Regions from separate parts of the Homo sapiens genome. Here region 1 is linked to region 2. The links are chromatin contacts, found by Hi-C or POLR2A ChIA-PET in ENCODE. All regions are on one chromosome and are shown on one strand. Each heading gives the region's core, a stretch centred on a gene start or an enhancer-like site at or near the end of the contact. The rest is flanking DNA. Distances are from core to core; before and after follow the strand shown.

Region 1 (3,255 bases), core at 68-2,567, 40 kb before region 2:
TTTATTTAAGACAGTCTTCTCTTTGAAGCTGTATGCCTTTCGTTTCAATTTGCTACAGATTTTCACTTTGAATCAGATGAAATAATTTGATACTTTGGGATGTCTCACCATTGATGGTTGTAAGTTATTTTCATGTTATTTGTTGATTATAGTGGTAAAATTCTTCCCTTTGCAATAAAAAGAAGCATCAATTTTACTCAGAGAAGGTAACTAACATTTATTGAACATCTATTACGTGGCACAATCCTTTTATCTTTTTGTTTAGTCTTTTCTTCATACCTCATTTTATTCTACAAAGAATTTGGGGATAATTTTTGTCAATGGGTAACAAGCTTTAGAGCACCTATATACTGTAGGTACCACTAAATTCACATTACAGTTGAGGAAAAGGTTGGGAAAACTTAAGTAACTTTATAAAACTATGAAATGACCCATCTATTTATGTTAAAGCTTACTGTCTCCTTAATAAATACTAGATGATCTGCTAATGTTAAACTGAAACCATGAAAGCAACAAAATATGACTTTCACCACACATATTGAATGTTTCCAGATTACACTTGCTTCAGACGGGTTACGTTCTGTTGTAGCAAATCCATGCAAGGAATGTTGGATCTGCAGCATAGGCCCTAGCTGATCCTTAGGGATTTAATCTCAGAGGTAAAGGACCCAGCTATTGGCTGTCTTGGCTGTGCTCTTATATCCAGTGGCATTATGGGTAGAGAACCCATACATCAAAGGTGGAGCCCAGGTCAGAAACATGTTGGAGAAGCATTTAAGAATTATTTTCTAGGCCAGGCACAGAGGCTCACACCTGTAATCCTAGCACTTTGGGAGGCAGGCGGGTCATCTGAGGTTGAGGGTTCGAGACCAGCCTGACCAACATGGAGAAACCCTGTCTCTACTAAAAATACAAAATTAGCTTGGTGTGGTGGCGCATGCCTGTAATCCCAGCTACTCGGGAGGCTGAGGCAGGAGAATCGCATGAACCCGGGAGGCAGAGGTTGCGGTGAGCCGAGATCATGCCGTTGCACTCCAGCCTGGACAACAAGAGTGAAACTCCGAAAACAAATAAAAAAAATTATTTTCTAGACCCACGTCCCTTTAAATGGCTAACTTGAAAGTTTCAAAGGCATTTATCATCTGAAAAAAAAATATAGCTCTTCAATTTTAAGATGCTGTATGATTACCCCATCAATTTAATAACAGCATTTAAGGGGAAAAACACTATTGCATTAAATATATGAATCATTTTCACATCCTGATTTCAGACATGTTGACGTATTTGCAGAAAAGTACATGCTAGAAATGAGGAAATAAGAAGTTGCTCCTGGCATAATTTTCTGGAAGTAAACTTTTCCCCTTGCAGTCAGTTGAATCCAGATAATGTTCTGAAAAGAAAAAGGAAGGAAAACAATCAAAGCCTGTTGATTTTGAATTGTGCTACTCTTAATGACCTGTATAGACTGTGGTTCCGGTTAAAGAGTCATGACTGGGGCTGTGGGCTTTCTGGACAGGGAAGAGCTCTTGAATTAGGTAGACATGGATTAAAATTTGGACTCAGCCATGGGGTCACTGAACTTCTCCAGACTTCCTCTATGCAGTGAGTAGCAGAATGCCTATTTCACGAGGCCTTTGTGAAGTTTTGAAAACTACCATCTGTTGAGTACCTTGCCTAGTATCTGGCGGGCGGTAGGGACAGTTACTGTGTTCTATGACAGTTGTCTGACTGTCTCAGCCACCCTACCTGACAGTTAAAATAGTATAGTAAAAATAGTCACAGCATATTATTTTCCTGACTCATCTCTTCAGCTGCGTCTCAGAAATTCCAGAATCTTTCCAACGTTCTCCCACCTCTTTTCACCAACTTTTCCCCCACAGTGATGAGGGCTGATTCATCCGCAGGGTCCCTTCCATCACCCTATGGTAGCTGTTTCCCCAGCCCCTGCTGTGAAGTGATGTCTGCAGTGGCTCCTGAAAGTGGCTGCCCCCACTCCCGGGCATGCCTCACTGCCTCTGCTGACGCTCCAGCTTCTTAAGTTTGCACTGACACTATGTGACAGCCCCTGTCATTCCATGGGATATTTAAATTTTTATGAGAGGTTAAAATATTTACAGTGAAAATGACCACATAGATTCTACTTATAGCTCAGTCATAAACAATTTGTGTAGAATCAATAAGTCACTTAGCCATAGGGGACTCAGTTTCTTCCTTTCCAAAGTGGGAGCTAGAATAGCTCATTGCGTGAGTCCTTTCTAGCACTCATGTTCTCTGTGTTAAAATCATCATGGACCTTGTAAAAAATACCAAGTTTCATTTGTAATATTTAGAAAACATTAGTTTTAGAATATCCTTAAACATATACTGTTTAGCATTTAAAAAGTAAACATCTGTTTAACGTTGGGAGAAATTAAATTGTAGGCTCCAGATGTGGTTCAATTCTCTGTGGAGATAAATATTTAAATCACAGATCTCTAAGCAGCCTTGAGGCAGCTGCCAAGTTCTTGGTCCTCCCCCCACCCCATCTTCTTTCCTTTACCTGTTTTCTTCTAAGATGAGGATTGTGTGAAGCAGGCCCAGCTGCTCCGTTGTCTTCTCCTCTCCTGTGTTGGGCAGCTTTCTAGCCTGGTGTCATGTTACAGCCTCCTCACTGCATTTCCCAAGATATACCAGCAAAACGGAGTGACCAGGGAGCCCCACTGCCTTGAGATTCAATTTGAGAAAAAGCCTCTGTGGTCTTTGAATTCTAAATCTACTCGGGCTTTCTACTAAGATACCATAAAACAAATGTTTCTAGTTCGATGTAAAACGGAACATCCCAAACCTTTATTTATGTTCCTTTTCATCCTTTTGTGTGAAACCACAACATCTTAATCTTTTTTGTTTGTTTGTTTTTAAGACAGGGTCTCCCTCTGACACCCAGGCTGGAGAGCAGCGGTACAGTCATAGCTCACTGCAGCCTCAAACTCCTGGGCTCAAGCCATCCTCCTGCCTCAGCTTCCCAAGTAACTGGGACTACAGTGCATGCCACCAGGCTGAGCTAATTTTTTCATCTTTTTGTAGAGATAGAGTCTCGCTATGTTGCCCAGGATGGCCTTGAACTCCTGGGCTCAAGCAATCCACCCATCTCGGCCTCCTAAAGTGCTGGGATTACAGGTGTGAGCCACCATGCCTGGCCTTAATCATTAAAAAGTTTCATTTCTGTGTTTTGAAGACCTAAACTATGTTTGATGGAATAAGGCAGAACTAAACTGT
Region 2 (3,102 bases), core at 143-2,642:
CTCACTGACAGATCAGGCCCACTAATCTTTCCCAGAGGCACGTGTTCTGTATCTTGTCTTTGGCACCCAGTAGCAAATGCAATATTTTTGTGAATCCATTTTTTTCCCTCTTTTAATGAGTCCCTGAGCTCCTGGAGGGGCAACCGGATGATTTGGAGAAGGCTCTATTTTAAAAAAATTAATAACGTACAACATGAAAGGGATCTGATGTACAACACGAGGACTAGAGCTAAGAAGTGTCTTGTATTCAGGATTTTGCTAAATGAGTATATTATAGCTACTCTTGCCACAAGTAGAGGGGTGTTGGGGGAAATGCATAACTATGTGAGTTGATAGATATGCTAATGTGTTCCACTATAATAACCATTTTACTATATATGTATCTTATGTTGTATGCCTTAAATATACATACAATTTATTTTAAAAATTAAAAAAATTTAATATTTTATTTTCAATTTTTGTGGGTACATAGTATGTATATATGTTTATGGGGTACATGAGATGTTTTGATACAGGCATGCAATGTGTAATAATCACATCATGGAAAACAGGAAATCTATCCTTCAAGCATTATCATTGGTGTTACAATTCAATTATACTTTATTTTAAAATGTACAATCAAATTATTTTGACTATAGTCACCCTGTTGTGCTATCAGATGCTATGTCTTATTCACTCTATTCTTTTTGTGCCCATAAAAATATTTCTTAAATATCTTGGTTAGTCGGTTAGATCTTAAGATATTGTGAGATGACCAGGAGTTACTTCTTTCACTTACAAGTCAGTGAGCCACCTCCGCTCTTTAAAATCAAGGTAAATTTCGGTGGAAAGCTTTATAGATACTGGAGAGGACGGAGTAGCTGAGTTGCTGAAAAATGGGCGACTTCTCTTATCAAGCATTAATTCAGATCTTCTCTATTAACATGACTTGAAGACACCACCAACTTGATTTTATTTTCTTTCCAAAAAGAAAAAAAAAATACTGCAGTCCCTAGCCAATAAATAACTCACCTGAAGGTCAGGAACACCCTCTCCCTCCTTTCTCACAGGGGATGTCTGGGAGGGGAGAGGGGTCTGGAGAGGCCAGGCCATCATCTAAGTGGGAATAAAGGGCTAAAGCTATTGGCATTGGCAGCTGTCTCCAGGCGTCGTCCGCGGAGCCTGACCCTGCGCCAGGACGGAGGAGGCTGTGCCCATGTAACTGTCCTGAAGTACTGCGGTGGCCCCCTCCCCCGCGGCTGGGAGGGCAGGCAGGACGAGGTTGGCTTTCCTCGCACGGTCTCTGGGCGTGGGCCCCCGCCGCAGCTCCGCGGAGCCTCGGTGTCTCCTGCAACAGGGGGCGGGGGGAACAGCGGCGAGCAGCCCTGGGCTGCGGCTTCCTCCCCACGCCCGAGTCTCCTGCGCACCGCCGCCGAGGACGCGCGCCCGAGCCTAGTCCCCACGCCGCGGCGCGCCCGGGCTCCCTGCTGATCCCAGGTAACTTTTCCGCCTCTCGGAGTGGGGGACTGCGAGGGGGTCTCGGCTTTACGAGGTGCGGAGGAAGAGCCCGAGGCCTGGGGCGAGGCGCGCGGGACAGTGGGGCTGACGCGTGGCTTCGGCGCCGCGCGGTCTCCCGAATCCCGAGCCCCGCGCCCGGCGCGGCCGGGGTCCCCAACCGCCCTCCCGCTCGCCGGGACCCCCACCGGGCCGAGCCTGCGCGCCGCGCCCCCCGCCCGCTCCGCCCGCCGCGGCGCAGTAGTGGCTGGGCCGGCGCGCAGAGCCTGAGCCCCGGCCTCCGGCCTGGGGGCCTCCCTGGGATCCCTGGCCGAAGGGGCGACTCGGTCCCCGCGTCCCTTCTCCGCCAATTTGCACAAATCCCCCGCCCGGGGCGCCATGTTTTAAGTTGCCCCTCGGGCTGGGGGCGAGCGCGGGCCGGCCCCTCCCCCGGGGAGGTGCGGGGGACAGGGGGCGACACTGCGGCGCCGCCCGGGCGGGTGGCGGCTGGCGGGCCGCGGGAGGGGCCCTGCGCTCAGCGCGCGGCGGCAGCGGGCTCGTCCCGGGTGCAGGCGCGGGCGGGCGCAGCGCGGGGCCGATAAGGTGCGCTCCGCACAAAGCATCCCCGCTGGGCAGGGGGGCCGGCCGCTTTTATATAACTTGCCTCGTTCCCCAAACTGGGGCAGCGGCCCCCGGCCGGTGGGGGAGGAGGAGGGAGCGTCCAAGCGGGGTTGCCCTGGGCCTGGGCACCTGCCGGGGCCCCTCGCCTCTGGCACCCGGGCGCGGGAGCACGGGCGGGCCGGGGGCGCCTGGGTCGGCCTGCCGTGGCCCGGGGGCTCGGGGCGGCGCGACTCACCTGGCGCCCTCGGGGCCGCGATTCTCCTCGGGAGGTGTCTGCGAAGGCGGCTCTGCCGCGGTGGGGGTGGGGAGGCTAGGGCTTCGGACCGCTGGAGTTGGGGTCGCAGCCAGTTCCTGGCGAGTGTTTCCTGGCTGCTGCCGCAGGGGCTTGCTTTTTCGGATTTCCCCTCTAATCTCGCCGGACTTCTTCCCCTTCCCCCCCACGCCCGCCAAGTTCATGGCTTCTGCAATGCGGTGGGTGTGGTTACCTAGTAAATTGTAACTGTGGTCCCTTGCAATGAGAGTATTCTTTTCAATTTTCTTTTTATATTACGGATCTGAAGTTTTCTAGGGTTTTTCCGTTAGTTGCAGCCCAGGGTTAAAGTTGGTAGAGATTGTTGCGGAACAGAACAAATAGAATGATAAAGGAAACATGTGGTGTTAATTACTTGTGGAGGTTGGGCTGGGAGGTCCTGAGAGGGCCGGGCAGTCCTGCTAATGCAGTGCTTCCATTGCGTGTTTAAGTTGTTTCAGCTTTTTTACATTAGTCTCGCGGAATTGCTTTTGCAGATACCCTGCCTGTCCTTTTTGTTGAGGGGGGGTGGGGAGTGGGGCACAGTGAGAATTTTAGGCTGCCTGAGGTGGCCAGGTGTGCTGGAGTTTGTCTTGGTAGCATTAACTTCTATAGTACAGGAAGCGTCACACCAAGTGCTTAAAAACATTGTTTTTGAAATTTACCTTGATTTTTAAAGTCTCAAGGAAACAAAAATGATAAAATTCTGCTTATGTCTG

The links. A loop is a pair of places that touch in the nucleus more often than their neighbours do. ChIA-PET counts read pairs that join two places held with the same protein, here RNA polymerase II (POLR2A). Pooled maps may share reads with other maps.
Region 1: a loop to region 2 is called in a map of endothelial cell of umbilical vein, with 2.6 times the contacts of the local background. The contact joins the enhancer-like site here to the promoter of EPB41L3 in region 2. A Hi-C loop is called at or near these places in 1 of 168 maps with a recorded cell type or tissue (endothelial cell of umbilical vein) and 2 of 50 pooled maps. POLR2A ChIA-PET finds 5 or more read pairs at or near these places in 1 of 52 experiments (MCF 10A).

The regions. Positions count from the first base shown.
Region 1 is chr18:5,581,638-5,584,892 of GRCh38, reverse strand. It overlaps a transcript of EPB41L3 not described here. Among named protein-coding and RNA genes, the nearest start is that of EPB41L3, 39 kb to the right of the region's middle. Within about 2 kb of position 1,317, at least 4 of the 41 ENCODE cell types and tissues checked have a DNase peak (open chromatin) inside an H3K27ac peak, as active enhancers do; they include endothelial cell of umbilical vein, where a contact is called at or near this core.
Region 2 is chr18:5,542,287-5,545,388 of GRCh38, reverse strand. It overlaps EPB41L3 (erythrocyte membrane protein band 4.1 like 3), which reads left to right and starts at 1,392. Exons shown (of 23, transcript NM_012307.5): 1 at 1,392-1,476. It overlaps LOC107985145 (a long non-coding RNA gene), which reads right to left and starts at 2,560. Exons shown (of 4, transcript XR_007066440.1): 1 at 2,330-2,560; 2 at 1,012-1,095.